Linked DNA regions of Homo sapiens: region 1 is linked to region 2. A link is an interaction called in ENCODE POLR2A ChIA-PET data of the cell type or tissue named here. Cell type or tissue: B cell. All regions are shown on one strand.

Region 1 (4,000 bases), 110 kb after region 2:
GGCACTTATCACCATGTCCGGCTAATTTTTATACTGTTTGTATAGATGGGATTTTGCCATGTTGCCCAGGCTGGTCTTGAATTCCTGGTCTCAAGCAATCCTCCCCTCTCATCCTCCCCAAATGCTGGAATTACAGGCATGAGCCACTGTGCCTGGTCCTCTTTTCTCATTTCCTTAAGTCTTGGTAAAATAGTTTTATAATATCTGGGCATTTTTACAATTGAGCTCTTAGTCATGAAGGGTGTGTTTCTCAGTCTGGCCTTCTACCCATATAGAAGGAGGGTGGGGTGTGGCTGTTGCCTGCTCCCCACAGAAACACCCTTATGGTCTCTAGGAGGGGTAAGTCATATTGTTATCACGTTCACTTATTTACAGACATTTAGCTACTAGGTAAACATTACAAAGATTGTGGATTTTTAAAATGTTGCCACACAAACAGCCAACTGAGTTATGTTAGAATCATCCTTGGTAACAGATTTCTGCATTTACTGCAGTTATTCAACGTTTGGGTGTGTGCGGGTGTCTTGTTTTTCCTACTTTATGTTAAGCTATTTACAAACAAGGGACATATGATTATACTTCTATTTAAACCTGTGCAGGCCTAGTTACTGTTAGCAGACCTGTCCATAGTATCGGTTAAGGCAACTAGAAGCAGGCAACAGAGCACAGAACAAGATGGTTCTAGTCTACTGTTCTCCTTTTCTAATAGAAATTAACTGAATTCCGGCAACACTTGAGGTTTTGGGGCTCCTCTCTTTCACCATATGCTGGAATGAGTCAAGGCTGTGTATGGGAAATGATCACTCTATTTAAATTATGTCATTTAAACCTCCCTGTTGAGTAACAGACTTGACTTCTCTCAACAGTCAATCGGATCCACAAGATGAAGAATGCCATTGTGTGAGTACAGATTTGAACCCTGTTGCTAATCACTGGATGACCCTTTGGGCTATTTATCAAAAGGATCTGCGCCTTTTCTAAGCCTAAACTCGAGAGTCAATGATTATCCTTTTGTCACAGTCTTTTCTCCATACTTTGTCCTATTTTTTTCTCCTACAAAAACCAAACACATTAGCCCAGCATAGTTGTGCATGCCTGTAGTCCCAGCTACTTGGGAGGCTGAGTTGGGAGGATCACTGAAGCCCAGAAGGTGGAGGTTATAGTGAGCTGAGATCGTGCCACTGTACTCCAGCCTGGGCGTCAGAGCGAGACCCCATCTCTATTTAAAAATAAGAAGAAGAAGAAAGAAAGAAAGAAAGAAAATAAGAAATTATAGGCCGGGCATGGTGGCTCACACCTGTAATCCCAACACTTTGGGAGGCCGAGGCAAGCTGACCACCTGAGGTCAGGAGTTCGAGACCAGCCTGGTCAACACGGTGAAACCCTGTCTCTACTAAAAATACAAAAATTAGCTGGGCGTGGTGGTGGCACACGCCTGTAATCCCAGCTACTTGGGAGGCTCAGGCAGGAGAATTGCTTGAATTCAGGAGGCAGAGGTTGAAGTGAGCTGAGATTGTGCCATTGTGCTCCAGCCTGGGCGACAAGAGCGAAACTCTGTCTTGGGGAAAAAAAAATATACATATATATATTTTTTTCATATGTGTGTATATATATATAAAAAACCCAAACATCTACTGATTGTTTGATCTAGTTATCATATATTGATTTAAAGTTTCTGGAGTTAAGAGGTCTTTACATAATAGAATTTTCAGTGATTCTCTTCTTTAGTATAATGTTCAAGTTATGCAAGTAATACATAAATTCAATTTCGGAAGAGCCATAGATTTAAATAATTAAGGGTAGCTTTCACTTCTGCCTGGTAATTTCACTTCCAGCTGGTGACACGTCAGCCTTGGTAGATGAGCTGGAGAAAGAATATTTAGGTGTTTCCATGACATGATGCTCTTTATTTATTTATTTTTTCACTTTAAATTGTCAGTCCAACAGAACACAAAGAATGAATATATATCAACTCCACACATCACTTCCCAAGATGCTTGCCTTTATTGCTGAGGTACTATTTTTATTTGACAACATTCAGAAAATATTCTGCGCACTTTTCAGAATCTCAGAGAACCACACATAGAACCAACGAAACTAAAAATATGACATATCTGTGTACAATTCCCATATGCTTCATGGAATGCTCAACAAATGTTTACTTTACAAAATGTAAAAGTATTTTTTATATCATGAAGATTACACAAAAAGTTTATAAAAAAATTATAAATTCAAATAGCATTTCTACTAGTCTAGTGCCCTAAATATCCGTTTTATCTGGGCATGAATGATTTGGCTTCAGTAAGCTTCAGCTCACTTATATCATTTAAACAATTACATTTAAGCTATCATATAGAGTACTGTGAATTTGTCAGAAAAAATCTTTAAGATATATAAAATGTTGTCCATGATATATGCAATAATGTCACAAAATAAGTATTGTTGCTGCTGAGACATTTATGGTTAAAATATAATTATCTTTTTATCTCAAGCAATGAGCATAGTACCTGGCTCATGGTAAGGTTTTTAAAAACAGCTTTTATTTAGATATGATTTACATACCATAGAATTCATTCATCCTTCACATGTATAATTCAGTAGTTTTTAGTATATTCACAGAGTTGTGCAACTAGCAACTTTTTGTTTGTTTGTTTGTTTGTTTGTTTTGGAGACAAGGGGTTGCTCTGTCACCTGGGCTGGAAGGCAGTGGCAGGATCATAGCTGACTGCGATCTCAAAGTCTCAAAGTCCTGGGCTCAAGTGGTCCTCCAGCCTCAGCCTCTTGAATAGTTGGGACTACAAGTGCACACTACCACACTCAGCTGATTATTATTATTATTATTATTATTACTGGTAGAGATGGAGTCTTGAATGTTGCCCAGGCTGGTCTCAAACTCCTGGGCTCAAGTGATTCTCCTGCCTCAGCCTCCCAAAGTGCTGGGATTACAAGCATAAACCACCTTGCCCTGCCATAACCCATTTTCTTTTTTCTTTCTTTCTCTCTTTTTTTGTTGAGATAGGGTCTCCTCTGTCACCCAGGCTGGAGTGCAGTGGCACAATCACAGCTCACTGCAGCCTCAAACTCCCAGCATCAGTGGATCCTCCCAACTCAGCCTCCCAAGCATCTGGGATTACAGGTGTGTGCCACAATGCCTGGCTAACTTTTGTATTTTTTGTAGGGATGGGGTTTTGCCATGTTCCCCAGGCTGGTCTCAAACTACTGCACTCAAGTGATCTACCCACCCTGGCCTTCCAAAGTGCTGGGATTATAAGCATGAGCCCCTCGAACAGCCATAAGCTATTTTCAAACCATTTTGATCACTCCAAAAGAAACCCACGCCCTTTGGCAGTCACTCCACATTCCCTCCTCACCTCAGCCTATTCTCTATTCTAGACATTTCATATAACTGGAATTATACAGTATGTGACCTTTTGCATCTGGCTTTCTTCACTTAGCCTGTTTTGAAGATTCATCCATATTGTAGCATGTGTCTTCATTTTGTTCATGGCTGAATAATATTCCATTGTCTGAATGTATCACACTTGGTTTATCCATTCATCATTTGATGGATATGTGGGTAGTTTTTACTCTTTGGATATTATGAATACTACTACTATGAATATTGATATACAAGTTTTTGTATGGAGATATGTTCTTATTTTTCTTGGTTATATACCTAGAAGTGGAATTACTGGATCATATGGTTAACTCTATGTGTAACATTTTGAGGAACTGCTAAGCTGTTTAAAAAGTATCTGCGTCATTTTACAATCTCACAGGCAACGTATGAAGATTTTAACTTCACATTTTCTCCAACACTTGCTACTGTCTGTCTGTCTTTTCTTTTTTTTCCCTTGATACAGGGCCTCATTCTGTCACCCAGGCTAAAGTGCAATTGTGTGGTCATGGCTCTCTGCAACCTCAAACTCTTGAGCTCAAGCAATTATTCCCCCTCAGCCTTCCAGGAAGCTGGGACTACAGGCATGTGCCACCATGCCAG
Region 2 (4,000 bases):
GAATTCCAGTAATTCCATCCTAGGTGGCCAGGCTTTCAAAGTGACAATTAATTTGCCAAACTAAGATATGATGATGGACTAAAAGACAAGAGTTTCCTAGCAGTTTCTTCCCACACAGAAGAAAATATCTGTGTTAATATTGGCCTTGTCATACCTCAAAAGGTATAGTTCTCAAGATGTGGATTTCAGATCAGAAAAGAGAGGCAAGAATCATCATTTGCTGAGAATCTACTAGCACAAGCATTTAAATATGTAACCAGCATGTTGACTAAGAACCATTTGTAATAATCAAAACACAATGTATTTTTATCTGCCCCCATCTATTTAAAATGTATTCACTAGGGCTCCCACCTGTAATCCCAAAACTTTGGGAGGGTAAGGTGGGTGAAACTCAGGTGAGCCCAGGAGTTTGAAACCAGCCTGGGCAATAGAGTGAGACTCCAGCTCTTCAAAAACTTAAAAGAAGAAAAAAAGAGAGATCTAAAAAAAAAATTTATTCTCTATGTAATCTTCCCCTGCTCTGAATGGAAACGACAAAATCCCATGACTTCTCTATTCATTCATGGGAACATAGTCCTACATCGCTACAAATACAGCCTCAGAGTAGCATTTAGAATATAACTACCAGGTGAGGTGGCTCATGCCTGTAATCCCAACACTTTGGGACGCTGAAGTGGACAGATCACCTGAAGTCAGGAGTTTGAGACCAACCTGGCTGACATGGTGAAACCCTGTCTCTAATAAAAATACAAAAAATTAGCCAAGTGTGGCAGTGCGCCCCTGTAATCCCAGCCACTTGGGAGCTTGAACCCGGGAGATGGAGGTTGCAGTGAGCCAAGATCGCACCACTGCACTCCAGCCTGGGCAGCAGAGCAAGACTCCGTCTAAATATATATATATATATATATATATATATATATATATATATATATATATATATATATATACACACACACACACATATGAGTTAAAATGCTTCCAACTTCATTCATAAGGTTTTTCCCTTTACTCCAAGCTGAGAGTAATGAAAAAGAGTGATTCACCCTTGAGCTCTCTCTGCTCACCTCCTCACCAGCACCCGAGTGGCTGTATCTCCACAAGCAACAAGGCAGCAGTGATAGAGGGGCAAGGATGTTCCTATCTGGTGGGGTGGCTTCACCATGGTGCTACAGGACAGGAGAACTAACTCCTCTTCTTCCCTTGGGCACTGATGTAGATTCTCTAGAGATTCTGATTGCTGGGACCCTCTCTTTTGTAGCTATATCTTGACCTAAGCAGATGCTTCTCTACTCTGAGTGGTCACTTGCTACTCCTTCCTCAGGTTCTATGAATCTGGAGTTCACCTCTTTCTTCTCCCTGCTGTTAGGGGTCCTTTGTTCTTCCAGATAACTCTCCTGGACAGGACCCAAAATGACCCTACACTGGTTTCACCTCTCTCTCTCTCAAGGCCACATATGGTTTACGGGAAACAATTACACATCCTTTACCCCAATAACTCTGGAAGTGCAGACTGATCCCAATCAAGCCATTCTATCTTCTCATCACAGCCCCCTTTGGCTTCCTCAAGCATGAGTCAAGCACCAGTCCTTTGTGTCTTCTAATAGCAGCAAATGCATTCAAGCTCCATTGAAGCCTGCCTTCCTAGCTTTGAGTTGAGGAGGATTGCTTCTGCTGCCCTTCTCCCATAAGAACCATGGCAATAGTTCTTTCTAGAGTCTGCTTTGGCAGTTTTTTCTCTTCATTCCCTGACCTTCTTTATTGTCCTTGATCTGATTCAAAAGCTGAGAGACATTTGTCTAATGTGAAACATTCCCCTTGCAAAATCTGCAAATGGTTTCTAACTCACAGTTAGTTTGGAACTTGACGCCTGGTGTACTGGCATCCTGGGAAGAATTTCATTTTAGTATCCTCATACTATATAGGAGGTTTTATTTTACTGGTGAGAATATCAAGACTTTGAGAGGTTAAGTGACAGTGTTTGGGTGGGGTCCCAGGTGAAAAAAAAATCAGAAAGGGGAACTCTAAAATCACTGTAAAAACTTTGAACAAGCCAGGCATGATGGCTTATGCCTGTAATCCCAGCACTTTGGGAGGCCAAGGAGGAAGGATCACTTGAGGCAAGCAGTTTAAGACCAGCCTAAGCAACATAGTGAGACCTCATCTCTACAAAAAATTTAAAAATTAGCCAGGCGTGGTGGTGTGTAGCCTGTAGTCTCAGCTACTTGGGAGGCTGAGATGGGATGATCACTTGAGCCTAGGAGTTTGGGGCTGCAGTGAGCTATGACTGTGCTACTGCATTCCACCCTGGGCAACAGAGGGAGACTCTGTCTCATAAACAAAAAAGCAAAAAACAAAAATGAAACCTACCTCTGAACAAACCTCTGGCTCATCCCTGAGAGATACATACATGGGGCAGACTGCAAATAGCCCAGCTAGAGATAATATAACAAAACCAAGATTTGGGCTGCTAAAAAAAAAAAAAAAGATATAATTTTCTGTTTTAATCCAAACAAGTTAATTGTGTGCAAAAAAAAAAAAAACAAAAAACAAAAAAACAAAACCAATAACAACAACAACAAAAAAACTTCAGCATTCTTTAGGGGACTATATCAGAACCCAGAAGATAACATCCACACTGTCCACAATATAATCCAAATTACTTGGATTATATATATAAAAAAAAAAAACAGGAAAATGTGATTCAGTCTCAAGACAAAAGATGATTGAAACCAATTCCAATATTACCAAAATGTCAGAATTGCCAAAGATGTTAAAGCAGTTATTATAACTATGCATGATGAAGCAAAGCAAAATATGCTGTAATAAATGAAAAAAGGAAATATCAACAAACAGAAAATTTTGATAAAGAAAACAAATTCCCAAATTGAAAAATACAATATCCAAAATTTGAACTTCACTGAAAGTACTTAACAGAAGAACAAAGATGGCAGAAAAAAACTGTGAACTTGAAGATGTATCAATAAAAAATAGAAAGAAGAAAGATTTTTAAAATTTTACAAAATGGACAGAGTTTAGGGACTTGTGAGTTAATAATGAGAAGTCTAACATACAAGTAATTGGAGAGGATAGAAAAAGTGGGGTGGAACAAATATTTGAAGATATATTTAGTGGCTCCAAATCTCCCAAATTTGGTGAAACATGCAGATTGTAGATGCTTAATTTATTTATCCAAGCAGGATAAATGCATCAAAACCACACTTAGGTACATAATAATCAAGCTGTTGAAAACCAAAGATTAAAAGAAAATGTTGAAAGCAGACAGAAAAGAAACAGCTACATACAGGGGAATAACATTTGGAATGACTAATAATGGTTATTTTCTTAGACACTATTAAAGCCTACAGAGCAATTGTAAAGTGAGAAAACAAAACAAAACACAACTTGTCAACCCGGAATTCTATATTCAATGTAAAAACATTTTAAATAAAACAGAAATTCTTTGCCTACAGTAGGAGAATAGCTAAATAAAGTTTTTTAGGCTAAAGAGAAATAATTTGGGCTGGAAAGCTAGATCTTCAGGAAATAATAAAGAGCAAAGGAAATTGTAAATATCTAGGTACATATAAAATACTAGCTTTCCTCTTATTAGCTTAAAATTTATAGCACTGTTTAAAGCAAACATCATGAGTTTGTAATGTATGTATAATAGATGCAATACGTATGATACTCAGCATAAAAGATGGGAGGGTGGTAAACAGTTACAAGGTTATTGCGTTTTACATGAAGTTGTGCAATATTAATGCTAAGTACACTATAATCCTTGCTGAACAAAGGGTCAAAAGATCTTTAGAAATAATGAAAATTAAGCGCAGAAAGAAGTACTGAGATATGGGAAAGAACGATGAGCAAAGAAATTGGTAAATTTGAGTAAATCTAAACAAGCATTAATTGCATAAAACAATATGAAGAGTTAACTGCAAAAATATTAGGAGAAAACAACTGAAATACTTGATAATAATAATAAAAAAGACAGAAGGAC

What was found. Peaks named below come from ENCODE experiments on the same cell type or tissue, not always from the same donor. Only the 100,000 strongest peaks of a DNase experiment are listed, where the experiment ranks them.
Region 1: POLR2A ChIA-PET joins it to region 2 with 5 read pairs; 9 of 35 experiments call an interaction of 5 or more read pairs at or near these places.

The regions. Positions count from the first base shown.
Region 1 is chr10:23,432,077-23,436,076 of GRCh38, forward strand. No RefSeq gene overlaps it. Among named protein-coding and RNA genes, the nearest start is that of OTUD1, 5.0 kb to the right of the region's middle. RefSeq lists an enhancer at 81-1,143. In B cell, no CTCF peak of the experiment used is centred here; a DNase peak (open chromatin) is centred at 1,835; H3K27ac peaks cover 275 bases.
Region 2 is chr10:23,323,007-23,327,006 of GRCh38, forward strand. The region is part of intron 2 of C10orf67 (chromosome 10 open reading frame 67); the gene reads right to left. Among named protein-coding and RNA genes, the nearest start is that of C10orf67-AS1, 19 kb to the right of the region's middle. RefSeq lists an enhancer at 2,271-2,320. In B cell, no CTCF peak of the experiment used is centred here; no DNase peak of the experiment used is centred here.